Linked DNA regions of Mus musculus: all the other regions are linked to region 7. Evidence: chromatin loops called from intact Hi-C (ENCODE). Cell type or tissue: heart. All regions are shown on one strand.

Region 1 (4,000 bases), 460 kb before region 7:
CACATTGACTAGTCAACAGTTAAAGGGATGATCAGGATTTAATTGTCAACAGAACTACCCAATCACTCACATTCTTTGCTTCCTCATTATGTACACATGATGTGGGATAATTAGAATTCAGTCACTAACACGGAATTTAGCTCTCCTCTGTAATTGCAACACATCACGGAACCCCTCTCCCCATGAACTTCGTAGGTCGCTTTCAAAGATTCTCAGAAATATTCATCATGCTTTAAGAGTAAATAGCACACAAGCTTTCCCTGTAGTAATCTTTACTTTATATGTAGCTTCCTTGTTTTGCTTTTGTGTTGTCTATAAGTGTATTTTTAATTTTTTCAAAACCTATTTTTAATGATAGTTCTTAAACACTTTTACCTCCCTTGTAGCCTACCACCCACCAAAGGGAGTAGAAAAGAAAAGATATGGAGGGGAAGGGGGGAAAGTGAACCTGTTTAGAAAGGTTCTTTGGAACAACTCCCATCTATGTTGTCTGGAAATCGGCAGTTCAGTTCACAGATTAGCAGCAGCTCTATCCACTTGCAAACATCATGGATACACCAGCAATCCAGTTTGGTAGAGTCAGGATAGCAAACATGTATCAGTAGTGGTGGCACTACCTAGCAGAGACAGCCAGGCTTCAGCCTAGGCACAAGACAGCAGGAAGGACCAGGAGGGAGACCAGGAGACCATTCCAAGACTTTTACCATGAAGGTCTGTATAATTTATTCAAATGATTTCTGAGCATTTAATGAGATGATCATATGGGTTTTTTTTCCTTTGATTTTGTTTATATAGTGTATTTCATTGATGGATTTGCATATATTGAAGCATCGCTGCATCTGTAGGATGAAGCCTACCTGATCGCGGTGAATGATCACCTCTGCTGTGCCTCTCTCAGGTAAGCAAAGTTCAGTGAAGATGTGAGACCAACAAGCGTTGCACAGCTAGCTCTATAAGCAAGCCTAACTCAGCCCCCGTAACTGTCAGTTGAATCCATTCCGAACATCATGTATCCTCCACAGGTCTTGCATCGGCATGTGTCTTGGATCTCAGTACATGCATCCGTCTCAGCTGACATCACTGTCAAGCAGCCCAAGTCTACACAAGTGGCAAGAAACTGCAGCACACCAGCAGAGGCTTGTTGGCGTGTTTCTGTCTATGGAGTCATGACAAATGCAGCTCAACTATGCAGTGTAAAGTAAGCCAATACATGTGTGTTGTTAGCAAAGAATCCTTTATCACGTGTCCTTTCACATGCTTGCTTTAGCAGAACATCCTTTCTCCTGTGTCTGCTACAGTGAAACATTCCTTCCTGAGGCTGCCTTGGCCTTTCACTTGCGCCCACTTTAGCTAAACATTCCTTCATGTGTTTGCCCCCGCAAAACACCATTCAACTGACTTTCCAAAGAACCCTTAAGTTTTCACTTCATAGAGGTTAAATCTCAGTGAACGGTTCATATGACTAAATCACTATAACATTTTATCACAAGAATTATGGAGAAACATGAAAACAAAATACATGTCTATCTATGTTTTATATAAATGTTCCAGAAAGCAATGTGAAAAACTTATTGGATTTAGTTTTTTAATGTATGTTTAATAGTATGGATGTTAAAGGAAAACTACATTCCTCTTTAAGTGTAGACTTTCTAAAACTAATTTTTTTTAACTCAGAAACTATTTTTTATCATATTTGGTAACTCTATCGGTGAGCAATGTTTAAAAATCATTAAGGTGGACAGGAGAAGAAAGCTTATTGATGGGTCATGCTGTAGTGGCAGTACTATAAGGGGCACACAAAATCTGTCACCAGGACTTTGTGAATGTCTGGATTCTTTGGAAGGGGAGTGAAGAATAAAAGTTTAAAGACAACCCGGGGTTTGGAAATGACAGGAAAATATCTGGTACCATCCTGAAAAATAGGAAAAACGTAAGAAGGAACAAAGGCGAGATGAATGAAGGTGGTGAAGTTTGAATGGGAATGACACCATAGCTTCACAGATCTGAATGCTCGGTCACCAGAGAGTGGCACTGTTTACAAGGGTTAAGAGGTGTGACCTTCTTGGAGGAAGTGTGTCACTGGAGGTGGGCTTTGAGATAGGCCCAGCGTCACCCCCTCTTCCTGCTGCCTGCTGATCCAGATATAGAACTCCCCTCTTGGCTGCAGTACCATGCCTATCTGTGCACAGCAGTGCTTCCCACCAAGATAATAATGGAATAAAACTCTGAGTCTGCATGCCAGCCCCGATTGCATGAGTTTCTTTATAAGAGTTGCCCTGATCATAGCAATGGAAATCCTAAGATAATACTTCAACACAATAAAGGCATATATGACAAAACCACAGTCAAGATTATCCTAAATGGAGGAAAATTCAAAGTAATCCTATTAAAATTATGAGACAGGGATTTCTTCTCTTCCCACTTCTCTCCAATATAGAGGTAAAAGCTCTACTCATTGCAATAAGAAACATCATGGAAGAAGGAACAGAAAGATTGCAAGAGGCAGAGCCCTGGCAACTCTGCCATGTGTGCACCTTTTCCAGAAAGTTCCATATGAGCTTTTTTTTAGTCTGAATAATATCGCATTGTATATGTTTCTTTATGCATTCACTCAATGATGAACACCTTTTACATACTATATCTTCAATGTGTAAGCCTTTTACATTCTTAACTTATTCCTAGCCTACTATTTTTGCTATCATTGTAAACTTATATGTGTTGTTAGTTTGGTGTTTTCATTTCATGTATGGTCTTTATTGGTTGGGGTAAATTCTCTCCATATTTTGTCGGAGTGGTTTTTTTATCATGACAAGTTGCCAAACTCTGTCAAATATTATTGTTTCACATCTACTGAGACAATCACTTGGTGTTTCCCTGCATTCTATTGAAGTAGCATATCACATCAATTTGCAGTTGTTAACCATTCTTGATAGATCTTTCTATGTTTTATCCTATTATTTTTGCCTTAATGTTCATTATTTCATTCCTCTTTCTAAAACATTGATTTTAGCTTCCTCCTTTTTTAGTGTCTTCAGATACAGGGTTTAGTTTGAGACGTTTCTCCTTTCTTGATATAGGCTTGTGTTCACTGTAAAATTCTCCTGCAGAACCGTCTTGACATTTACCAAAAGCTCAGTGGCGTTTCTCTAACACTGGGCATCATACCATACATTCTGCATCACTCGAACCGGATTCACAAGCCTGCAAAGTCTGTTGGCAGCTTAGCATTTACCAGGTTACCAATGCCAACAACGAAGAAGGACGTGATTCCTCCGAAACAGTACTGTAGCTTAGGCATAGAGGTAGCTAATACAGCATCCTATACTTAAATACTCAGCTAACTGACATTTTTTACATTTTTTGGTACCGGGTAATAATCAGTACTGTTAATAAGAGTTTGCACTAAGACTCTTTAAGTGTTTTATGGCCAACAACAACAGTAAAATGCCTGTCACTAACTCTAAACATAAATGTTTATATATGTGTAGATACATATATAGAGATAGATAGATACATATATAGATACATAAATAGATACATATATAGATACATATATAGATACATAAATAGATACATATATAGATACATATATAGAGATAGATATATATCATGTGTATGATATTTGAATAAGATTTACTTCAGTCTTGAGACTTCCTTATTATCATTTTGACACATAATGAATCTCTTGATCAGAACAGTCTTTAACATTATAAGAGACCTTCTAAAAGAATAAGGTTCCTACTGAATCCGCAACTGAGCCCAATTATAGAATAACGAGGATTTTAAACAGGAAAAGTCATCCATAAATTTTTCACAAATAAAAATGTGTACCAAATTCTTCCCTCCAGGAAGTTGAGAACTGTGCTTTGGAGAATTTGGTTACATGTTTTCTGAGAAGTTTGAAAAATTAACACAATTGGGTGTTTTTTAGAAAATCCATGTCTTGTGCAACTGTAAATTATCTTCATTGCTAAAGGCAGTCTTAATTAAATATATAATC
Region 2 (4,000 bases), 250 kb after region 7:
AGATTAAAACTCATTAGACGTTTGAGGGGATGAACGGGTCCAGCAGTCCATATACCTATGCATAGTAGACAAGCCAGTGGCGGTACTTCTGATGAACAGTTCTTCGGTGGGGCTGTAACCAGAGCGTTCTTGTGTCATGCTCTGGGGTTACAGAATTCCAGGCTTGTGCTCCACTCCTGAGTCCCGTGTGGACGCTTGCTTGCTACACTTGCTACACTGTTTCTCATTCAGGCTTGGCCTTGGTTACTTCAGTTACCCTGCTGCTGCTTGGTTAATGAGGTAGAGGCTAGGACCCTGTATCTGTCGGTCTAATAAGTGACCTTAGGACCAGACAGATTTTGGAAACAATGCACAAATGATTTGTTGTCTAAAACAAGTGAGAGCTGCAAAGAAAATGGCATTGTTACACCCAACTTCACAAAGTAATTTTTATTGGAAAACTGAGATTTCTATTTTCATTTCCGTTGTTACCCTGTTGTGCGGTTTGACAGGAGACATGGAATAATCTGGTTAGTTCCAGTCCCCCATGCCCACCCTTCCCACCTCCACCGCTACCCCTGGCCAAGAACAAAGGTACATGCTAGGTGTTGATTGTAAATAAACTGTTAAAATAACACTGAAAATGTCTTTATCTGAAAAGTTTGTGAGGCTTATTAAATGGATCTTCAGGCACTTGAATTTGACACAATTTGAAATATATGTTATTAGTTAGGGTACCACTGAGTTTGGCTGCCTATAAGAAAGGGCGTTTCTAATCAAGAGACAAGCATTATTATTAGACACACATTTATTTTCCTGACTAACTTTTTAAAATTAAGACATATAACTTTGTGGGCTTAGGTATATCTGTCAGGAAAACCTTGTGTAACAGTACAAGTTTTCCTAGTGATCTTAACATTCTCGTGCTGTAGTTGTTTATACAATAGTGTACAGAAATCAACAGGCAGTATCTAAAAGATCACCAGTCAGACCCTGGTCCCAGAGTCGTATTTCATCATTAGTCTGGTATGCACCTTTCCTAGAGATGGTAATAGGACTTCCGGCTGAGGACTCCAGTCTTAGATCATAGATCAAGGCGGTTTGTGGGACATTAGACACAAGAGTTTTGCAAGTCTGACATTTTATAGATCTTTTGATATCAGAATAGTAACTTTTAATTGACTCCATGGAGAAGACAGAGCCCCATGCTGCTAGGATGAGGTGTCCTAGGTCACTGACGTGCCCGACTCTGTCCCTAAGGGTGGTCAGCGTCAGATGGCTGCATTGGAAGGCAGTGACCGTGAACCATTTTGCAGCATGAGCCAGCTTTTCTCCGGCCTTAGGAGGAAAGCTGCAGTGTCCTCAGCTCAGCGTTTGGAGCGCAGCGCAGCGCAGCGAAGCAGGGGTAGGCGTGAAGGCTGTCAGCGCCGGGTCTCGTGGCCAGCTTGAAACACCGCATGAGTAATTTCAGTCAATCAATTGGAATGTATTTAATGATTCTTTTCTCCCATTATACCTGCATTTGTGACATTTTATTTTTGTTATAAACAGATGTTGGTGAAATGAATTTTCTAAGATAGTACCCATAATCTAAGAAGAAAAAGATAAGATGTATCGGTGTCTTAGTCAGAGGGAGGAGATCTTAATGTTTCCAAAGAGTTCCTGACCTGAAAACATTTCTATTCATAAGATATTCTCACCTAGTGGGTTTTTTTAAAATTTTGAGCCCTAAGAAGACATTGGTTTTCTGAAAATGCTTCAGTTTTTCTATAGCAATTGGGTTTTCAGTTTGGTTGCTCTAAAGCTGAGCATAAAGTGATTGTTATTCAGGAAATTCCTCGGTAGTGCCTAATGTGAATGCTCACCAGGCCTGTTATTTCTTCCACTGTCAGGTGTAAAGAGTTCTCTCTGAGTTACTGGAATCCCTATTGGATGCTGCCCTCTGATGTTTGTGGAATGAACTGCTTTTGGGAAGCGGCTTTTAGGTAGGCCCTTAATATTTAATTAGTAGATGAGAGTAGGTAAGATTAGATAGTAGATGATCAAACATTTCACTGTATAAAACTTTCTTTTCCTGTATTTCAGTATCATATAACTAAGTTGATTTTTCTGGTTGGGTTTTCTCTTCCTTTTCTCATCTTTTACTTATTAACTTTAATAATACTATGTGTAAATGCTCAATTTTTCCAAATGTTATTAAGATAAGCTATAGCTTTTAGAGGAATTTGTGGTTGAGCTTAACTGATAAATTGATACCTAGGTGTGTTCTAGGTTGATAGAATATCCTGACTACTGCAGCTTGGGAGGAAAGGGTGTATTTGGTTTGTACTTCCAGGTCACACAGTCCATTTCTGAAGGACGGCAGGGGAGGGACTCAAGGCAGGAACATGGACAAGTGCTGCTTGCTGGATTTCTTGCATGCTTACCTCAGCTGCCCTTATAGAGCCAAGGCCCTCCTACCTCTGGGTGGTACCTCCCACACTGTTCATTACGACAGTCCCACAAACATGCCCACATGCCATTCTGATCTAGGTGTTCTGCTCTCGGATGACTCTTAAGCTGTGTCAAGTCAACAATTTATGTAGACAAGATGATAAAAGGCTTCCATTAGACATTACAGATAGTGTGTGTTTATACATGCAGTTATCTAAAGCTAGAATCTTTAATACTGGGTATTTAGTACCCAGTATTTATAAATCCTGGGGCAGGTGAGATTGTTCATCTGGTAAAGATACTGGAGCTGACATGCCTCACACTGCGTTGGCTCTCAGGACACATAGTGGAGGAAGATGATTGCCTCCTGCAGGTGACCCTTTGGCATCCATGTGTGTACTGTGTGTGTATACCCGCCTCAAATAAATAAAATATTAAAAAACCCAAAAGGTAGTGTGCTACAACACTCTTGGAGGGGATGTGACAGCTAAGGAAGGATTGTGTTATCTTTAGCCTGGAGGTGTTAGGGGAAGCGGAGGGTAAAGACATCCTTACTGAAGGAGTGTAACCTTTTAAGTCACTGCGTGAGGAAGGCTGTATTGGATTGTATCCCATCCTGCTCTTGCCTTCAGGGAGGAATCAAGTATTGATACGAGTAGGTAAGGCAGTCACAGTCCTGAGACATTGCTGGAGGAGAACCTGGGATGGCCTGACTTGTCCTTTGAGAGCAAGAGAGTTTGAGGCTCACTACGTAATGGTTAATTTAAACTCACACTGTTTGCCAGGACCATGCCAGTTACTGCATTCTCGAGTCAGGATGGTGACACTCTTGTGTTTCAGAGCTTGCCTGGTAATGTTTGCAGTAGTGACCTTGGGTAGAGAATGACAAGACTTGACATTTCGTGAAGGCCTCATGTCAGGAGTTGATGAGAGGAAACTATCGCAGTTGAAGGCCAATCTAACCTTGGCAGTTTTCCTCCTGAGATGGCCTTCTTGTTCACTGTGCATTATGTCAGGTTGACAGTCAAAACCATCCATTACTACTCCAGTCAGTAGCTTAGGACATAGGAAGTTGGAGAGCTATCTAGAAGGACTTGAGGGGTGGCTGGGTAGGAAGCCTGCCAAGGGAGCTGGATCCCTGTTGTCTGCAACAAAATCTAACCCCTTTGTAGTCCAGGGCTCCTCTCTTTGTGAGTGGTCTGCGGGATCCTGCTGGGCCCCAGGATTGTGTGCCCAGCTCCCAGTCCCTGCCATGCTGAGGTGTCCTTGTGCCCATGGGCAGGCAGTGCTGTGCCTCCTGCTTATATTATTCTCTCCTGGATTAGGAGAGCCCGTTGGTGTTCTTTGAATTATCTAGAGATTTCCTCTTGTTATATGGAAAATAGGTTTTATTTTAAAACTCTTTTTTGGTAGCATTTATCTTGCTATTGAATTCAGATAAAGCACATTTCCAGAGCATGATGACAATCCCACTGTTCACTTGGGCCAGAATTACCAGAATGGCTGCTTCCCTCTGAAAGCTTAGTAAACGTTAGCCATCAGTTCCTGCAACGTAGAAGCTTCCAGTGGATTTCTTTTCATTCTTCTG
Region 3 (4,000 bases), 57 kb before region 7:
GACCAGGTCTTGCGTAGGAGGAACCGGAAAAAGAAGCTGAGGTCCTTCCTTCCGGGCTTTGCTGTGTGGCAGGACAGCCTTCAAGGCTTTGCTGTGTGGCAGGACAGCCTTCAAGGCTTTGCTGTGTGGCAGGACAGCGCTTAGCTCCCAGGCGCTCTGGGGAGGGGAATGACAGGGAATGACGGACCTCCCTCAGCACGTGAGTGTTGTGATGTCCAAGGAGGACTGAGAGCCATCAGGCTGAATGTTTTCATCAGTACCTAAGGGCTCAGGACATGTGAGATGCTGGTAGGAATCATAACACGATACAGCAAAAAGCAAATCCAAGCTCCCAGCTGGTGATGTGGATCTTGACGCGGTTGAACCCAAAGCCTTTAACCAGCGAAGTCACCTACTGCTTCCAAGGAGGCAAGTGCGAGGACTGGCTGCAGACCGGTGCCAGTGTCTGGCCAGCGTTTGGTTTCCTACGATCGAGCATAGACTCGGACAACTGTTTAACAAGTGGGTAATGGCTTCCCTTCTAGTTTCAAGGAATTTATTTTCAATCAACTATGTAATATAAGCTACACGGGCATTCTTCTTTTTCCTCCTTCTGTTGTCTTTTAGCTTTTATGTATTCTCTTAGAGGAGAAAATAACCTGTAATTTTATTCTTCAAATACCTCCTTCAGAAAATAGCTTTTATCATGCTTGGAATGCCGCTCAGTGGGAGAGTGCTTCCTGGGGTTGCTTTTTGTTTTAGCTTGAGGACCACCCCAATCTATGACACAATATGGAGGGGGCCAAAATACTTGAACTTTCTCCTCACCCTGATATTACATAGGAATGCTGCAGAAGGGGGCCACGTGTTGCTCTGCCAACCAGATGAAAGTAGAATTTGGGGGAGGGGGCGATTTGGGAGAGGGGAATCTGTGTGATAAAGTCTAGGATCCTAGAAGGTCTCATACTTGCTAAGACAACTTTTAGGGTCAAAATGAAATCCACCCAACTATTTCCTATTAAATTAAACTGCAGACGGGGGCTGGAGAGATAGCTCAGGGCTTAAGAGCACTGAGTGATCTACCAGATGTCTTGAGTTCAGTTCCCAGCAACCACATAGTGGCTCACAACCATCTGTAATGGGATCTAGTGCCCTCTTCTGGTTGTGTCTAAAGACAGCAACCATGTATCACATACATTAAATAAATTAAAAAGTAAATAAATTTTTTTAAATTAAACTTTATTATTATTGATATCGATATATAAACAGTGACAAAGTAGTCTCCTAGATTAAAAAAAAGTAATAATTTGAACACTGAATAAACGTAAAGGGCCTTTCTTGAGGATTTACATAATTATGAATAAGCCGGATGCTTTAGAAAGGCAGGAGAGCTGCACCCAGTCAGCAAATCACAGCCCACAAGCTGTGGAAGTCAGAGATGTGTCTTGTCTGCCGAGCTGCCATATGGGATTTATTTAAAACCGAGGCCAAAGCTCCTTAACTCCTTAGGACTCCTGTGAATTTTATCACGAAGTCACTTCATGACCCATTTGGAAAACAGTCATTTAAGCACGGACCCAGACAGCTTTATAACAATGCATAGTAAAACATAGGTCATGAGTGAGTTGAGAAACAGGACCAGACTACCGGCACCAGCAGGGTTAGTCAGGTAGGTGGACACAGCCACCCAGGTGTCTCCGCACCAGGCCAGTGCAACGGCTAATGAGCTCATGAACCTGAGACCAGCTTCCTATTAGCCTGGTGCCACCAGATACCACGCTGGGACATTGATTGCGATTGATTCTCAGAAGGAATGCCCTGGGACATGCGGTGCCCGTGACGCCCTCCACCTATCCCTGCTTTCAGAATCTGCTCTTCAGCTTCCAGGCATACCTGCCAGCAGACTTGGCAACTATCATATCCCTCAACTTCAACATGAAGAGCTGTGTCCCCATGATTGATCCATCTATCCCAGGGACTATGTCACCACAAAGGAGTTAATTTGTCTTGTTTGAAGGGGAGGTTTAATTGCACAGGTCGGTTTAAAAAAAATGTTAAATGCCTGCTTTTGATTTTTCGTCTGTGTCTTGCTTTTTCTCCAAGACCTCAGAACAGTGCAATCAATTTCCTTAATCAGCACAGCTGGGCCATAAGTGTGCTAGAGACTGTGATCTAAAACCTGAGTTAATGAATCCAGTGACAAATAGACTGTCCTTAACGTGACTGCTTTGCAAAACTCCTCCCTCAGCCAACAGGAGGAAAATAAGCACTAGGGGGCACTGTTGAGCTAGAAACGACCTCTTCCGAACCAAGCACACCCAGAAGTGCTGGCTTTTTACCAAGGAACTTGGCTTCATTTAAAACTGCAAACCTAGGCGCACTAAGAGGTTTGGAAATTTTGTTGTTAGAGTTAAAGATGATCCCTAATTAACACTCTTATGTTGTCTCTTGCTGAACTCACTTTGTACCTGAACTGTTTTAATGTCTCATATAATGTTGCTTTTGAAAAGGGCTAGCAGACAGCTCTTCTAGACATTAAAAGCTAAGACAAAATGGTGGAAAAAGTATGCACCGCCTAAGAAGCAAAAGTACAGAGAGAAAGTAGTATGAAAAAATACACAGGGTACATTCAAGTGAAAGGAGACGGTCCGAAAGGTTCTTTTGGGGGGAAATATGAATATGAATATATATGAAAATGTGAATATGTACTATTGGGTTTTTTTCCTTTCTTGTTTTATTTACTGCTAAAATAATATACTGGGGGTAGGGATGCTAGACATATAATTACACTCTTGGGAGTTTGGAGTGAGGAGTTTAATGTCATCCTAAGCTACATAGCAAGCTTTAAGATAGCCTGGGCTACACAAAACAAAAAACATGGCTCGGGAGATAGTTCATTTGGTAAAATATAGGCACGAGGACCGGATTTGCCCCCCTCCCCAAACCCATGCTTTAAAAAACTTGAGTTGGTGACAAAAACTTGTAGTTTTTCCCTAGGTGGGGATGTGGAGACAGGCAGAATCTCTGGGACTCAAGGACTAGCCAGGCTAGTCTACCTGGAAAACTCCCAGCTAGTGAAGGACACTGTCAGAAAACAAGAGGGCTGGTCCCTGAGGCAGAACACTCAGGCCTTTGCAGTGTGCGCGTACACAAACATACACAAGCACACACACACAAGCATATTCTCTCTCTCACACACACACATGTACACCACACGCACACACACATACATGTGCTTGCACACGGATGCATACAGACACATACACAACCACATACATATACTCATACTTGCACACAGATGCATATACACACACTGGCGCACAGATGCATACACACATGCACACACACTCACAAACAGACTCACACACACTCACACTTTCTCACACATACGTGCACCATATGTATACACACACGCACACATGCATATACACACAAAGACATTCGCACACACATGCATAGATACACACACACATAGATGACACACGCACACCCACACACACACACATGCTGCTTATCTTTCCTGGCCCACACAGAGGCCTGAAGAGGAGCAGTTGTTTCCCATGATCCCTCCTTACTGCCCCATCCCCAAACTACGCACTCTAGAGAAGCATTTAGCTCAGTCTCTGCGGTCGTGTGACCCCTGCCCCAGACCTTGCCTTCCCTACAGCCACACCCTTGTATTGCTCCAAGGTGGGATTAACTAGCTTAAAGAAGGTCTGTGCTTCAAGGTCCAGGCTCAGGGCTCTCTCCATGAGAAGTGTTCCACAGGAGGAAGTATAATATAATAACATACAGCCAGGCAGTGGTGGCGCACACCTTTAATCCCAGCACTTGGGCAGCAGAGGCAGGCGGATTTCTGAGTTCGAGGCCAGCCTGATCTACGGAGTGTGTTCCAGGACAGCCAGGGCTATACAGAGAAACCCTGTCTCGAAAAACAAAACAAAACAAAACAAAATAATAATAATAATAGTAATAATAACATACAATGTTTGTATTGCTGTCTGACTGTGTTGACTTGGTG
Region 4 (4,000 bases), 690 kb before region 7:
ATTTTCAATTTGTAACTCATTCCAATAGATTACCCAAATTAAAAAAAATCAGAAAGATTCTATATTTTCCCCTATTGGCCCCTATCACTTGCTTTCTCCCTTTTTAAAAGATACTTCTGTTTGTATCTTGATGATCCTTCTATAGATCTTCAGAAAACTCTTAATGAGCTGTAATTATGTTCTCAATTAGTCCATCAATAAGGACAAAAAAATAGATTGGCAAGCTACCTTTCTACTAAAAGCTGATAATTACCAACAAAGTGGGGCATTAATTAAAATTATGTCTAGAGCTCTCCTCATATTCAATTCATTAGTTTTAAAACTATGCATGTAGTTGACCTTACTCATCTACTGCTGTACACCTGGCACCTAGGATCATCAGGTCTTAGTAAGTACTGGCAGAATGGATAGATACCTTGATGATAAGTCAACCTACTTAAGACGCTGTTTTACGCCTCATCACTCTATAGGTAAGTGCCCTTTCCTATAAGAAACGCATGTGTGAGCCAGGCAGTGGTGGTGCACGCCTTTAATCCCAGCACTTGGGAGGTGGAGGCAGTCGGATTTCTGAGTTTGAGGCCAGCCTGGTCTACAGAGTGATATCCAGGACAGCCAGGGCTACACAAAGAAACCCTTTGGAGAAAAAAATATGCAAATAGATAAATAATAAAACAACCACTAAAAAAGATAGCTAAGGATGATGCTGTTTGGAACATACACACACATACACACACATACACACGCACACAGAGAGAGAGAGAGAATGAGAGAGGGGGAACAACTCATGAAGCAACATTGTTGAAGATCAGAGCTTTGAAGAGCAGATATGAGTTTGGGAGGTGAGAACAGTTAGGACAGGACAAGCCTACCACTCAATTCCTTGATCTGTGTTCAAACTCAACTTCCAGCCAGTAAATCTGGATATGTGATCTAGGTGATGCTCACTACTCTGGGTAAAGGGAAGATGACAATAGCTTCTGTCACACAGGAGAGCTGTGGGATTCACAATAGCCATAGGGAGACCCCCGTGGTAGTGAGTGATCCAGTTCTTACGCAGCTACACAGAGCTTCAGAGTGATCCGTTATTCAGATGGTGGCAGCAGCGGCGGCAGCAGCGGCAGCATATCTCAGAAGGAAATGAGCACCAGATGTTCTGTGCACACGTGACCTTAGACTCTGCAAACAGCTACAGCCACCTATGGAGAAGCTCACTATGTCCTGTGTGGGCGACTCTGATCCTCAGAGGTTACTTCTGTCTTGGGATAGATCTCAAACCATGGGGAGTGGTTGTAGGACTAAGATTTGTCAGTGAGCAGCGCTTGACAGGAGCATAAAACACTGCTAGAGTGTGGGGTGTATGTGTCAGGGGGAGCTGAGCAAGGAGTAATCTTAGATTTAAAAACTTGTGCTGTCTTTCCCCCAAATCCCTCTAATAAATACAACTTCCCTTCATGCTTTAAGGAAACATCTTTCATAGAAGGTGAAGGATTTATTGGTATAACTGCCTCATCTGAGATTCCAGGAAACATGAACACAGTGTGGTTGCTTTTTCACTTTAAACTTCTGGGAAAGCCAATCAAAACCACAGCATAGTATCCCTTGTGCCTCTCTTGGAACGTGGCAGGGACTCTGGTCTCCACTAGTACATTCTGTCTGACCTGACCAGGAAATCTCTACACCAGGTTGGTCTTTCCTAGCTAACACAAAGACCTAGATACATTTTGTTTGTTTCAATGGCTTCCCAAGGGAGATGGGGCAACAAAAACTCCCTTCAGCAGGTGTGGCACAGTTTGTGCAATCCTGTATTGACAACAACAATAGCTACCAACATCATATTTCCGTTGCTTTTATTTCAGTGATTTTAAAAGTGAAAAGTCAACATGTTATTATTTATAGATACATATCAGAGGGATTGCTATCTCCCTAACAGTGCAAATATTTCAGTGACTTTGAAAATGAAACGCATTCTAACTCCTAGGTCTATTCAGACTCAGTGTATCTACCTCTTGAGACTCAGCCCTCCTTGCATTGTGGTTTTCTTGCAATAAATCTCCCTTTTCTTATTAAAATCTAAGGTGTATTTATTATTAGAGATGCCTCTATCAGTTCCTTGTCACTAAAGAGGACCTTTCCTTTTCAGCTGTATTACTCTGTGGTGGACAAGAGAGGGCACTCTTGTATTTCATGTGAAATCGAGAACATGATTTTTTTTTCCCCAACTGTTTAAGGATTGACTAGAGAGAAGTGAGGTTTTTAAATGGGCTGGAAAAAAAAATGTAAAACATAAAACATCGACACAAATGTATCGCTTTTACAAATAAGTCAAACATAAGAGAATTTTTGGAAGATTACCCTATAAATCGCTTTAAAGAGATTTTGACAAACAAATGCAAATAAGAAGAGACATAAAAATCCTTTTCTACTAAGCTTGACTTAATTCAATCTGAAATAAGTAACCATTAGAAATAATGCAGTTTAAGAACGATGAGAAAGGCTTTCTTACATTCCAAATTTCACAGAAGCTAGGGTTTTTACTTGAAAAGAGTGCTCTCCCCTGATCTACAATGGAATCAAAATCATCCAATTTAAAGTAGAAAACAATGGAATGATATCTCCCCAGCTCCAAGGAGGAGGATTTTTATCATTCTAAAACACAGCCTGGCTGCCCCTGATTATATCCCTTTGGGTTGAGTTGTGCGGGAACTGATGCTAGAACCCATAAAACAGAGCCATCAGAACCTACCAAGTATTTATTCTGTTGGCCCTTTGCTCCCAGGACCACTGGATCCCGTAATCCTCCAGAGGATCCTAAGCTTTGCAGTTGAATGGATTCGTATGGATTATTTTCTCCAGCAGCTGCTGCTAATAGTCAAACCCCAGGGAAAGATCCAGAAAGAGCTCCGTAGTGGACCTCAGAGGGAGCCGTGTCTGGGAACAGCACCCTTATCAAAGACCAAAATGTCAGTCATTCAAAATAAGTACTTATTTATCTAAAATTCTAAATGCTATTAGCACTCTGTTGAGGGTAAGACTCATAACAGACTAAATCAACAGTGACATATATGTTAATACGTCTATTATTTTTATTCTTAAAGAATTCAAGTTTTTAAGTTATGGTAATAAGGAGTCAGGAGTAAAAATTACTTTGTTCTGCATTAAATTCGACTTCTATTGGCTTACCATGAACTGTTTCAGTGACTAAAATGTGTTATGTGGCATTTTCTATCTCCTGATTAAAAATTATTGCTAAATTTTGTTCTTTAAGACTTATGTTCTTAAGAGGAAAAGTATTCTCTAGGGCTGGAGAGATGGCTCAGAGTTGATAGTACCCAGTACTCTTACAGAGGGCCTGGGTTTGGATCTCAACACACACATAGTGGCTCACAGCCATCTGTAAACTCAGTTCCAGGGGGATCTGGCACACATGCACGTAAAATGAAAATATATATATATATATTCAACTACTCTATGCAAAATTATTCATTATTGTTTTGAATATATGTAACACAAAAGTGTTCTCATATTGTTCAATTGTCAGCCTCCCTTTACACTGACAGTTTATTTTGATTGTCAACTTGATGGGCTCTAGAGTTATCGTGGAAACATATCTCAGCATTTCTATGGTAAGTGATGTAGATTGCCTCAGCTAAAATGGAAAACCTAGTGTGAATGGTATTATTATATAGGCTGGGGTTCCAGGTTGAATAAAAAAGAAAAAGCAAGCTGAATGCAAACATTCATCACTGTTGGCTTTGTAACTGTGAATTCAATGTGACCAAACCAGCCACTTCCTGTTTTTCCTGCCATGCTTGCATTGCCTGTATGGACTGCCTCCCTCTGAAACTGTAAGAAAAATAAGGTTTTGGGTTTTGTTTGTGTCTGTTTTTTAATCGGGTTTATCTATCTATCTATCTATCTATCTATCTATCTATCTATCTATCTATCTTTGTCACAGCTTTGAGTAAGTAACTAATATAGAAGATTTAATACCAGAAGTGGG
Region 5 (4,000 bases), 180 kb after region 7:
GAGGCAGGCAGATTTCTGAGTTCGAGGCCAGCCTGGTCTACAAAGTGAGTTCCAGGACAGCCAGGGTTATACAGAGAAACCCTGTCTCGAAAAACCAAACAACAACAACAACAACAAAAAACTGTAACTCTAGTTCCAGGGGACTCAACACCATCACACGCACGCAGTCATACATGGAGGAGAAACACCGATGCCTATATAAGGAGAGAGAGAGAGAGAGAGATCATTAATGTAGGTGCTAATCCAATGAGTGACGTCCTTATAAGAGAGCATGGCATAGGCAGAAGTGATAAAAAGAGATTAGGATACAGGCACTCACATACAAAGATGTCCCTTTGAAGGTGGGACCTAGGTAGATGGCTATCTGCAAGCAAAGTGGAGCCTTGGATGAAAGCAGCCCTGACATCTTTATCTTCTACTCGGAGCCTCCAGTATTATGGGAAAAAACATTTCCATTGCATAAACCACTCAGCCTCTTTTATCTTGGAAAATTAACGCAACCTCTAATATATAACTTTTACACTCAACTAAGTCAGACTCTCTATTCTGCAAAAATAAAGTAATACTAAGCACCCAAGCAAACCCCACATAAAACAATCTTTTAAATGCTTTTCCAAATTTCTAGTAACTCAGTGCCTTGTGCAAGTGCTCCATCTCTGAGCTGTATACTCCCACCCGTTCTGCTATAATTCATTTTGACTTTCTTTTCTCAGAAGCTTGAAGCCTATTTCCCTCTTAATTACCCCAATTAATATCATATTCCCAATGATAAAAAGGAGAGCATCCTCCAGTTTGGTTATTAACTCTTGTTTGGTAAGTAACACATCAATACAGTAGTCTCCCTTTTGCTGGAGTTTTGCTTTCCTGTTTCAATTACCCACAGACGATATAGTTCAAAATATTAAGGACTTCCTAAACAGTTAACTCCTCAAGTTTTTAGTTGCCATCTCACTCTGAGTATCATGATGAAAATTTGCTCCATCCTGCTCTGGCCCAGCTGGATACATTTTCTAAACAACCTTATAGTATCCCAGGAGCCACACAGTCAGATCAACTGTTAAGTACGCAGTGCCTGAACTGGGTCCCCTTCAGTTAGTTAAGCCTGATGCGGAGGCTACAACGCCTCCATCAGCACACCCAAATAAGGCAGAAGAAGGCAGGGCTCCGAGAAGGGATGGATTTCATCTCTCCTTTCTTCAGGGGCAGCTTTCCTGATGACGGTTCACCGACTTGGCATGCTAAAGTCGCCCCTCGATCAGAGGGATGTCAAGCTAACTCTGGTTGTGGGGTACCCGCCAGATCGGCGAGGTGGGAAGCAGAGCTTCAAGGACCAGCGAGATGGCTGTTTGGGTCTAGCAGGCGAGGTGTGTATCCCCGACAGGCTGGAGTAAGGAGACTCGGGGAGGTGGTGTCCAGGGCACAAGCAACCTCGTCTGCCTTACGTAGGCTCACGAGCGTCCGTTTTATAACAAGCCACTGCAGAGCCCCGTGAGGCCAGGAGGACGCCGCTGCAATTAAAACCGGATCAGACCCTGGTTTCGTCACGTTTGAATTATGTAAGCTAGAGCAGGGCACCGAACCTCTCCCGAGCCTCTGGGTCGCTTCCCCAGAAGGAAGGATGACAGTCCCCGCCGCGCCGGGCGCACGCGTGTCTGCGGGCGCCTGCCATCGCGCCCTTCGGGGCGTGCGAGCCACGGCCGGAGCGCTCCGGGGCAGCCAGCGGGCGGGCGAGCTGGAGGGAGGCGGCGCCGCGAACTCGCCGCCGGTGCTGGGCCGCGCTCCCCGCGTTTGAAGTCTCCGGCGCGGCCGCTGGTTGGCCGGCGCGGGTCACGTGCGCGCAGGCAGGAGTTTCCCCGACAGCTGGAGGCTGCGTGGGATCCGGCGGCGGCGGCGGCAGCGGCGGCGGCGACGGCGGCGGCGGCGGCTGCAGCTCGCGGCGCGGCCTTCCCCGCCCCCTCGCCTCCGCGCTTCCGCCGGCCCCTCACCCCGGCGCTGACAGACCGGCGCGCGTCGGCAGCGAGCATGGGCGACAAGAAGAGCCCCACCAGGTAGGGCGCCCGCCGGCGGAGCGCCCGCGGCCCGGGGTCCCGTGGCGTGGCGTGGAGCGGCGCGGCGCGGGGCGCGCGCGTGTGTGTGGGGAGAGGGGGTGCGGCGCGGCGCGGCGGGGCGCGCGGCTGCCCACAATGGGCCGCGATGGCGGCCGGGGTCAGCGGCCGCGCTCCCCTCCCCCGCGCGGCGCCGGGCGGGGCGGGGGTCGCGGGCCGGGCGGGGCGGGGCGCGGGGCCGGGCGCGGCCTGCGGCTGACCCCGCGCTGCGTCGTGTCCGGTTGTGTCCTGCAGGCCGAAGCGGCAGCCGAAGCCCGCCTCGGATGAGGGCTACTGGGACTGCAGTGTCTGCACCTTCCGGAACAGCGCCGAGGCCTTCAAGTGCATGATGTGCGATGTGCGGAAGGGCACCTCCACCCGGTGAGTCCGGCGCGCCCGTGGATCCCCCGCGGGGCCCCCCGCGCGACGCGGGACGGCGGGGCGGCCAGCCAGGCGGCGGCCGCGGTGGGGCGCGACCCGGCTGAGCCGCGGCTGGCGGCGAGGGCTCGGTGGCGGCGGCGGTGGCGCCTGCTGCGGAGGATGAATTATCCATGGGGGTCGCCGGCCGCTGCCGTGCCGTGCCGTTCCATGCGTGGCCGGTGCGGTGCCCCCTCCCCAGCCGGGCGCAGAGACCGTGATCGCTGGTCGCATTGTGGTGTTAGTGTGCGGGGAGGGGGCGGGGACGGGGAGCCGGGGCGGGGGAGGGGACGGAGGAAAGGCCGCGATGTCACTCGGTCCCCCTGGGGAAAAAGTATCGCTTGTAGGATCGTAATGGATTAAACTTTCTTAGTAACGGATGTCCGGAAAGGGTCAGGCCAAGGTTTCGCGTCTGGGTTTTTTTTTGTTGTTGTTCTATTTCTGTAATAATTTTTTACAGTTAAGTAGTTGGTTGGGAGGTGAACCCAGCAACGCAGTTTTACTCCAGTGCCTGGATATTTTTACACAAACGAGATGACATGATCTTTGTCTGTTGCCGGCCCTGGATTTGTTGTATGGTAGGCATATAGTATTATAATTGTCTTTCCAAAAAAAAAAAAAAAAACCATTTAAAAGAGTTAAATTTAGGAAATTCGAACTCAGTAGCATTCTTGATCTGTCTCCACTTGGTCATAGTTCCCTTGGGAAGGCCGCCTTTAAATCCACTTCTACAGTGATTTGTAGCAATATTTAAGTAAGGCATTTATTTTGCTGCTATGAAGCCTATTCAAATACAAATGATTACAGAATACGGGGAATTTTCTGTTTGAAACAGAGGGCCTGTATAATTTTGACATTCTAAATAGTCAAAGTTATTTCTAAAAATGATGTATCCTGTTTTTTTTTTAAAAACTCAGTTTATAGAATTTTACTAACATTGTAAGTGTAGAGACATGTCAGGATTTTATTGTTTCTACAATACTGGTTGTTTTTGACATACCTGTCATAAATCTCAATAGGTTTTTACTACGAATTCTCATTTACATTGAATACAATATTTTTAGTATTTCTTGGTGTCTATTAAAAAGCAAGGTTTTAAATCCCTTTTAAGTTCAAGGAAAGATTCTAAAAAGAGAAACTACTTGCTATTTCTGGACTCACGTTTTAAGTGTTTTGGAAAGCACGGTGTATATGTCTATATAAGGATGGAAACGGCTTAGTGTATAATATATGTGTATTTGTAAATGAGCAATATGGAGATCATTTGACTTGGGTTTTTTTTTTTTTTTTTTTTTTTTTTGCTTTTGTTTTTACTTGTATCCTCTCATACTTTTAGACGAACACTGGATTAGAAGAGCCTATTTGTTTATTTGCAGGGACAGCAAGGATGGGGGCAAGCTGGTGTGTCCTACTCCACAGCCAGTCTTGGGGTTAGAGGAGCCCCGAGAAGTAGAGTAGGTGGTGACACTCAGAAGAGAAGCACCAGGCTGAGTCCCTGA
Region 6 (4,000 bases), 240 kb after region 7:
GGTGTGTTAGAAAGATGTACTATTCTCTTTGTTTTTACTGGCCTGTCTCCTTTTTGAGGGTAGGACACTCCTTTATTCCTGAATACTGTGCATCCGAGCCTCTTGTCTGGCATGTAGAAAATATTCAATAAATATTTATTGAATGAACAAATGTATGTTTTTTTTTTTCTCCTTATACATCTTCGTTGTTCATTGGATTTTTTTGGGGGGTGGGGGGGGAGTTAAGGCATGACATTTAATCCTTCTGAGATGGAAACAGCCCATAGTTCATCAGGTGATCTTGCCATGGTCATAGAGCCAGGGAATGAGAGCTTTTATGCCTGTTATTGTCCCTCACATTGTCCTTTGTGGGCACACTTCTCAGTGACCCAGATGCAACTTGAACAATTCAATAGCGAGGTTTTTCTCATGACGTGTGTGTGCACTTTTAAGTGTGCATGCATCTAGTTTTAAGTGTGTGCTTTTCAGTGTGGTTTTGCCTGTATATTTTTAAAATATGTGCATTTTACTTGTATTTTAAATGTTTTTGTTTCAAGTGCATTTTAAAAATATGTGTTTTAAGCGTGCATCTAAAGCATTTAATTGTTTACATGTATTTAGGTGCATGTGCAGGTTAAGTGTGTTCAAGTATATCTTGTGTGCATTTTAAGTGGATTTTTAAGTGTTTAAGTCTCAGTTTTGGCTCTGGATTCGCTTACTCCAATCTCTCATCTCTGTCCCAGCCTTCACTCCAACCAGACTCGCTCTCTAACATGCAAATGTGATCATCTTCCTTCCTTCCTTAAAAACCTTCAAGCAGATCAAGTTCAAACTTCCAAGAGTTTCCAAGAGTAACTGCTATCCCTCTCTGCAGTCTTAACCACTCCCCGAGTCCTTTCTTGCGGACTCATCCTGGCATCGCGCTTCTCAGTCTCCTGAATACGAGAGCCGCTTTCATTGCTCGCTCAGTCTAGAATTCCTTCTCTTAAGAGGGCCACCCTCGCTCAGGAATACTCTGCTATACTAACTGGAAGGTACAAGCGACTCACTTTGGGGCGTGTCCACACCCGGTGGCTATCCTGTCTTTGTACAACAGCCTTCTTCAAAAGGGAATAAGAGCTTTTGCACCAGATGTGAATGGCGTGTGTATTGCCTGGGAACATGGATTCGGGTTGGGTGGAATAACACGTTCCAATACAGAATAAAGTCAGAAGTTAAGGCAGTTTCCAGATACCGGTTGGACCATCAGATTGATTATAGCAAACAGGAAAAACTGACAGGTGTCAGATCTCATCTAATGACATTTTAAGCTTTCAGAATGGTGGAAACCATTGATTCGATGAGGTTGCTTTAAAGGTTTTGAGCCAAAAGTATGTTGGGTATGACACGATTGGTCAACGAAAGCCTATTAAGGGACTAAGAATAATCATAGAGTTTAAGCTTTGTTAAATCGTCCACAGGTCTCCCGTACCAAAGTCCCCGAGCTGCACATTCTCAATATCTGCCTTCCTCCCCGTCCCTAGGTCCCTACGAGGCTTCAGCGTGACCCAGCTCAAGGCGTGGAGTGTGGCGGGAAGGAAGGGAGGCCGGGTTTGGAGAGGACCAGTTTTGCTTTGGGTATGCAAATGATTTGTCAGCAACGTCTAATAAGGCTGCCTTCCCAGCCTTGTGTGGATGGGCAAGCAAAGCACCATTGCACTACCGCCGCCTTACGACATCCCACGAAGCACAGATGTTTTAGACCCGACGCTGAGGTCCGTGAGGAGCAGGATGGGTCGAGGAAGAGTTAGCAAGTGCGGTAACCACGGTTTCTTTTTAGTCAACGCAGCGATGCCTGAGAATTCAAGTTGCCCAGCGCCACAAACTGCGCAAAGAAAAATCGCAGATTTAGGGCAAGGGCCTACAGCCCTGCTTCTTTCGCTACACTTGTCCACAGCTCAGAGCCGGGCAATCTGTAAAGAGGAACCAGCATCCATCTCAAGGCTCGGCGTGAAGGCCGGGAGAGCGCCAGCGCTCAGCTCCGCTTCCGGGTGCGCTGCGGAGGCGGAGCCTTGGCCGGGCGTTGGGGCGTGGCCCGGAGGCGGGACAATACCAGGCAGGGGCTGTGGTTTGAAACAGAGGCGGGGCCTGCGCCGGATGTGGGAGGGGCTGTGAGCGGGGCGGGGCATGGCAGGGCTAGGGGCGTGTCGTGTGGGGTGCTGGGCTTGGGCGGCATGGGACCGAGTGGGACCTGGCGGGGATTCGGGCGGAGGGGCGGAGCGGGGAGGGGCGGGAACCAGGCTGGTCACGCTGCGGCTGCGCGTTGCGATTCTTCGTAGTTCGCCCGGGCGGGCGCGGCGGCGGCGGCGGTGACGGCGGTGACGGCGGCAGCGGCGGTGGCGGCAGCGCGGGCCGGGATGCGGCGCTACCTGCGGGTCGTAGGGCTGTGCCTGGCCTGCGGCTTCTGCTCGCTGCTGTACGCCTTCAGCCAGCTCGCGGTGTCCTTGGAGGAAGGAGCTGCCGGGGGCCGCAGGCCGCAGGCCGCGGTAGTTTCCTGGCTGGCGGACGGTGGACGCGGCACGGGGAGAGGCGCGGGCAGCGCGGGCCCGGGCCGGACGGGCAGGTATGAGCCGCATTGCCGGGAGTGGAGGTCTGGGAGGGCCGGACGCGCCGCTCCATCACCGAGCACTGGCTGGCTGGCTTCAGATTCAGTGTTAGACCAGTTAGAAATTGAATCGCTTTGCAACTTTCTGAAAGGTTCGTTGGAAGTAAGTGGTGTCCCACAAAATCCTAATTACACTGCGGCTAGTGGGATTCCCTCCTGTTTCCATGGAGTCGAAGCTGAGTAATTTGAGAATCAGGCTGGCGCCCTAGTTGAGCCCTCCACCTCCCAGGTGTCTAAATTTTCCGCCTAAATCTTAGCTTTTTATCAGTAGCCGTAGCTAAAGAAATCTGGATGTGGCATAAAGCGAGCTGTGAATTTTTATTTTGAAAATATTCGTTTTTTTGGAAACGTAAAGGAAGTTCAGAAACATGAGTGATACTTAATATGCTTATATCTATGGGAGGAGTAAGGTATGAAGAAATCACTTTAAAAAAAAAGAAATGAATATTTATAACACAGCATAATGAGTTGGTGGATTTGCATAAGTCACTGCCACGGTTAGAATCATGAAATTTAAATGGAAAACTGTTTGGGCAGTTTACTTAATTCGCACTGCCTCCTTGGTGGATTCCTGTGTTTGGGCAGTTCTGAGACCAACTAATTGGAGAGTGGAAGACAGGAATTGTAAAAAGAGTACATCCACTTTGAGCTGTTGTCTATGTAGCATCTGAGAGTTGATGGTCTTTTCCAGCGGGAAGCGGGTAAAAGAGAAGCTAGCATGGAGATAGTGAGCTCTTGGTTTATGGTTTGATTGTAGTCAGAGAAATGTGGGGTATAGGTGTGCTCTCAGGTTCCACTGCCTACAACCTACACCCCCAGACCCCCAGTAGGATTTGCCGAGGAGAGCGGAGGCAGGAGGACCATGAGTTCGAGGCCAGCCTGGGCTACACATTTAAAAGCCTGGCGGTGGTGGTGCATGTCTTTAATTTCAGCACTCGGGAAGCAGAAATAGGCAGATCTCTGAGTTCGAGGCCAGCCTGGTCCGCAGAGCAATGTCCAGGATATCCGGGGCTCTACAGAGGAGCCCTGTCTCAAAAAACAAAACAAAACAAAACAAAACAAAAGTATTAATTGCCCAGAATTACATAAGAAGTATTTGGGGAAAAAAAATCCAACTTGGAAGGAAAACATTTTTAAATGGTAAGGACAGTGTTTGAGAGAAATCTCCTTTCAACTAGTATATCCTATTTGAAACGATTATTTCAAACTAGGCTTGGTGGCTTACACCTGTATTCTCAGCATTCAGGAGGTAAGGTAGGAGGATGGAAAATTCAGTACCTGTCTGGTTTTCATTGGGAGTTCCAGGCCAGCCTGGGCTGCATAATGAGACCCAGGTTCAACAGACCAAGGACTGAGTTTGTATCCCAGCCATAAGGG
Region 7 (4,000 bases):
GAGGAGAAAGTGGGGGTGGAGGACCCTCTCTGTGGAAATGAAGAGGGAGGAAGCTAACCCTGAGAATCTCTGAGTTTCCTTTCTCAGCCCCCTAAAGTGTGATCATCAAATAACTGAATATTCTACCTAGCTGAAACAAAAGGATGCCAGCTGGGGGGGATTGCTTCCATCTGCATAAGTTCACTGTTGACAATAGCAGTGCCTTTCAGACCAGACGGAAAGGTCCGTCTCATTCAGATTGAAAGTTAGTAGGAAGTTTCTAACTGTCTCCAAACTGCTTCTTGGGCAGGAACACAATAGAGAAGTTGACAGTACCTGCTGGAAAAGTAGCAAACAGTATTTACAAGTAGCTACCTTGTAACACACCCACAGCTGGCTACATTTAATACAGATAAACCTCACCACAGGATGGATGGAGTGGGGATATTTGCGCCTCTCCACATTCAGTGTGGAGCTAACTCTCCTTTAAGAGTTCTTGTTAAAAAGGGGTCAGCCTGGCAGCATATAATCTGCATTTTACTAACATGCCGGTTTAGAGGGTGATGTAAAAGTCTGTTGGCTGGTTGTACATTTGTTCTAAGGATGCCTGTAGCCCATGTATTCTCTGAGAAAGTCAAACAGAATGAAATAGGAAATGGGGAAATTGAGACTGATATAGTGGTTTGCTCTGATAACCCCAGCACTTGGGAGGTCAGGCTAGGATAAACAGCAAATCTGAGGGCAGTGTGGCCTACGCTGTATGAAAAACCCTTGTCCAAAAATAAAATTGTAAAATTTGACCAAAGTCACGAGTTAAAGAGCAGTCTGACTCGGACACAACTCTCACTGGTGAATCTCACAGATCAACGGGGAAATGGGCTCATTAGAGGTTTTCCCACAAACTCCGGTGTTCTCAGGACAGAGGGACTTCTTGTTCTCTGGGAAGCATTTGGGAAACTTGAATCCACTTGAATTGCAAATAATGGTTTGTGATGTCTGTAGTGTTTCCCAACTACTCTAACAGAGCCAGGACCCTTTGGTCTCTGTCACTTTAAAATAAAAAAAACTAGCAACGTTAAAAAAAAAAAATCCAGCTTGTACCCTGCTTCTTCACAATGCAGCAGAGATAACAGAATTTGGCCACACAACTATTTACTTGAGGAGGGATCTATTTATGGCAACCTGTGTATTTTTAAATCGCAGTTACAATAGGCTATTGTTCTCTTATATAAATAAATATATGCTGCAAAATCACCATACGGCTTTAAAGTAGAAACTGGTGGCATTCAAGGTGCGTTTATTCCATAGCTTTTTACGGAGGATGGAGCATCTAAGTTTGTTCCTCACCCCTCTTTTGGCATCCCCCTCACCTGATCCCAACTACAGCTTGTAGCTTAGAATGTGGATTCTCCTGATTGCTAATTCCTAATGATCATTAGTAATTGTTGTTGCTTCCTGGGCTCGCTTTGAGGTCCAGTTTTTGCTTCTCCGAGCCCTTACTGCAGACAGCTGAAGCCAAATTCCTCTCTGAGAGCTCCTATAAATAGCACAGAAACAAGATTAACATGGACGTGCAGCGGGGCGTTTTCTGGTGTTTCAAGGATAGGAGGAGTTAAAACTCTTCCTAGCTTTCCCTAAGTGCATCGTGTGCCTGACTCCTTTGCTTTCGCCGTTGTTTACTGATAAAAAATAAATCTCCGGCTCTAAGCCACAGGAATTGCTTTTAAATGCAAGAAAGTCCTAAGGGGGGAGAATTCGTATGTTAATGAGCCTTTCCAAGTGAGAACTGGGTGAAACGCGCCTTTTGCTGGCATTGTTATGGGCAGCCTGGAGATGATTTGTGTAAGCTGTAGCCCCTTGGGGCTGGGGGTGTAAAGCCTTCATCGAGCTCCTCCCTAGCCCAGCGTGTGGGGCCGCGAGTTCGAGGCTCAGCACCGCCCCCTTGCACACTCGCCTGCGCCCGCGCGTGCACCTGCGGGCGGGGGAAGTTTACAGAAGCTTCCAGGGCCGTCTGCAGCGCGCTGGCCGCAGTCCTGTGCCACGGGGGATGGAGCGCGGCGGGCGGCGGAGCTCCGGCGTCTGGGTAACTTTTCTAGGAACGCCGTGCGCGGGCAAGCCCCGGTGGACACCTGCCAGAGGACGGTCAGCGTGACAGTTCCTGGAAAGCGACGGAGCGACCGCGACCGGCGGCCCCGTGCCGGAGCCGAGCTGGGGGTGGAGCGAGCGGCGGCGAACGCAAACGGTCTGTGCGCCCCGGGGACCGGGGACAGGGTCGGGCTTGGGGTCTGGGGTCACCGCCGGGTGCGCAGGCGCGCAGGCGCGCAGTGCTTGCTGGATGCGGGCACGGGGTAGGGACTGCCACCGGGTGGAAGGGACCGGACCGCGGGGACAGGAGCGCGGGGTGGGCGCTGGCCTCCGCTGTGCCACCAGGGCGTCGGGCAGACCGGGATGAGGCGCCCCCTTGCGGCCAGAGTCACCGCCGCCCGGGCGGAGGACTGAGGCTCTCCCCAGGTCTGGGTGGCCCCCGCCGTGCTCACCCCTGCTGTGTCCCTGAAGATGGTGACATCCTTCTTCCTATCCTGTCTTTAAAGGCTTGGGTTAACCCGTGTGCAGATAAAGCGGGCGGTGTGGAGTATTTTTGTTTTTTGTTTGTTTTTGTTTGTTTTTGACGACTCCAGTCTTCTCCCATACTTTCTGGAAGTGTTTTCTCGAGAAGCGCGTTCCATGAGAGCTGTAAGTTTCACAAAGGAGATGTTGTTCTGGAGCCAACAGGTGACGGGGTGAAACCCGAGTCTCTGTGTACATTGGAGTCAGGTCTGGCCGCCGTTTCCTTGGGCCGCTGCCGAAAATAGAAATTAAAAAAAAAATCAGAGAGAGATTGATGGGAACACAGTTTTGAGAAAATGTGTCTCCCACTGTGGAAAATGATGGTGTTGGTAGACACGGCTTTGCGTGATTTGTCACAGGCCACAGTACGCAAGCTTAGATCGCTCCAGAAGTGTCTCTGGCAAAGTACCATGCCTTGTCATGGAATTTCCTCCTTTTGTTAAGCGGTCTGTCCCGGAATGTACTTTTGTGAAGTTAGAATGCTGTCGAAGAGTTCCACAGACTCTCTTGGAAAAACTGCCTAGTATTTTGGCAACTGGTGGCACATAACAGCTGGGAAAATGGGGTGGAGATTTACCTGGAAAATACCCAGTGGCAAATGTCCAAATGCCACCGATTGCTGGCGTGAAGTACTTTAAAAAGGGAAGTTAGTTGCATTAGCAACCTTCCGATAAGTTTGTTAAGCTTGGTCTTCCAGCACAAATAGAGCTGACTTGGGTTATGTTAGCAGTGCCTTTTGTCTCTGTAGGCAACAGGTCTGGACTGTTCTTTCTGTGTGTTTGAAAGGGTTAATCATTGTGTGTGGCTTACTGGGAAATTCAAATCTCGACTCCAACTTTTGCTCGCTCTGGGTTCATTTTAAACTAAGGGCATAAGCAAGGAAATGTGTATATCTAATTTGTGTTTTGAGAACAGAAGTATTCGGGCTTCCATGCTACCACATTTGCCCTTGGTTACACTTATTTGACCTGTATGTTTAGCTGAATGACTAAGGACCTCGGGGTGACACCCTCAGTGAGCCAGGGTCTTGTTAACAAGTAGATTAACAAAGACGCTGTTCAAGTCTGTAGCTCAAAGGGTGGCACTTAGCAGCAGGGGACAGAAACCTAAGGAACTGCAGCCCAGTAATTTCACAGATCAGTATCAGTTCAGGTTAATTAAAGAGTCTCATAAGGATTCTACACTATCCGGGCAATCTTCACACAGCAGCCAGCGTGGAAATTTATTGGGAAGTGACCAGTGCTACGATCTTAGACTTCATAGTCACAAAAACATTGACAGATGTTTGATTGGTTTTATGTGTATGGGGACTTGGCCCGCGTGCACATGTATGTGCACCACGGGCATGCCTGGTGCCATGGATCCCCTGGAACTGGAGTTACAGACCGGTGTGACCTGCCACACGGGGTGCCGG

The links. Peaks named below come from ENCODE experiments on the same cell type or tissue, not always from the same donor. Only the 100,000 strongest peaks of a DNase experiment are listed, where the experiment ranks them.
Region 1: it touches region 7 in a loop (7-fold over the local background); 2 of 42 quality-filtered maps call a loop at or near these places.
Region 2: a loop joins it to region 7, with 4 times the contacts of the local background. A loop is called at or near these places in 3 of 42 quality-filtered maps.
Region 3: a loop joins it to region 7, with 4 times the contacts of the local background. A loop is called at or near these places in 17 of 42 quality-filtered maps.
Region 4: it touches region 7 in a loop (6-fold over the local background); 19 of 42 quality-filtered maps call a loop at or near these places.
Region 5: a loop joins it to region 7, with 2.0 times the contacts of the local background. A loop is called at or near these places in 2 of 42 quality-filtered maps.
Region 6: a loop joins it to region 7, with 2.4 times the contacts of the local background. A loop is called at or near these places in 3 of 42 quality-filtered maps.

The regions. Positions count from the first base shown.
Region 1 is chr15:93,975,803-93,979,802 of GRCm38, reverse strand. No RefSeq gene overlaps it. Among named protein-coding and RNA genes, the nearest start is that of Gm30609, 15 kb to the right of the region's middle. In heart, a CTCF peak has its summit at 2,034; no DNase peak of the experiment used is centred here.
Region 2 is chr15:93,263,835-93,267,834 of GRCm38, reverse strand. All of the region lies in intron 1 of Gxylt1 (glucoside xylosyltransferase 1), which reads left to right. Among named protein-coding and RNA genes, the nearest start is that of Gxylt1, 9.3 kb to the left of the region's middle. In heart, a CTCF peak has its summit at 1,926 (motif pointing left); no DNase peak of the experiment used is centred here.
Region 3 is chr15:93,574,306-93,578,305 of GRCm38, reverse strand. The region is part of intron 1 of Prickle1 (prickle planar cell polarity protein 1); the gene reads left to right. Among named protein-coding and RNA genes, the nearest start is that of Prickle1, 20 kb to the left of the region's middle. In heart, CTCF peaks have their summits at 1,135 (motif pointing left) and 2,242 (motif pointing right); a DNase peak (open chromatin) is centred at 2,255.
Region 4 is chr15:94,211,785-94,215,784 of GRCm38, reverse strand. No RefSeq gene overlaps it. Among named protein-coding and RNA genes, the nearest start is that of D630010B17Rik, 33 kb to the left of the region's middle. In heart, a CTCF peak has its summit at 2,163 (motif pointing right); no DNase peak of the experiment used is centred here; H3K27ac peaks cover 1,225 bases.
Region 5 is chr15:93,334,805-93,338,804 of GRCm38, reverse strand. It overlaps Yaf2 (YY1 associated factor 2), which reads left to right and starts at 1,870. Exons shown (of 4, transcript NM_024189.6): 1 at 1,870-2,048; 2 at 2,340-2,465. The coding sequence starts at 2,023. In heart, no CTCF peak of the experiment used is centred here; DNase peaks (open chromatin) are centred at 1,814, 2,544 and 2,754; H3K4me3 peaks cover 2,747 bases; H3K27ac peaks cover 2,187 bases.
Region 6 is chr15:93,273,457-93,277,456 of GRCm38, reverse strand. It overlaps Gxylt1 (glucoside xylosyltransferase 1), which reads left to right and starts at 2,278. Exons shown (of 7, transcript NM_001357006.1): 1 at 2,278-2,581. The coding sequence starts at 2,376. In heart, no CTCF peak of the experiment used is centred here; a DNase peak (open chromatin) is centred at 2,126; H3K4me3 peaks cover 3,300 bases; H3K27ac peaks cover 1,774 bases.
Region 7 is chr15:93,517,485-93,521,484 of GRCm38, reverse strand. The region is part of intron 1 of Prickle1 (prickle planar cell polarity protein 1); the gene reads left to right. Among named protein-coding and RNA genes, the nearest start is that of Prickle1, 76 kb to the left of the region's middle. In heart, CTCF peaks have their summits at 2,246 and 2,449 (motif pointing left); DNase peaks (open chromatin) are centred at 1,524, 2,094, 2,424 and 3,054; H3K4me3 peaks cover 3,295 bases; H3K27ac peaks cover 4,000 bases.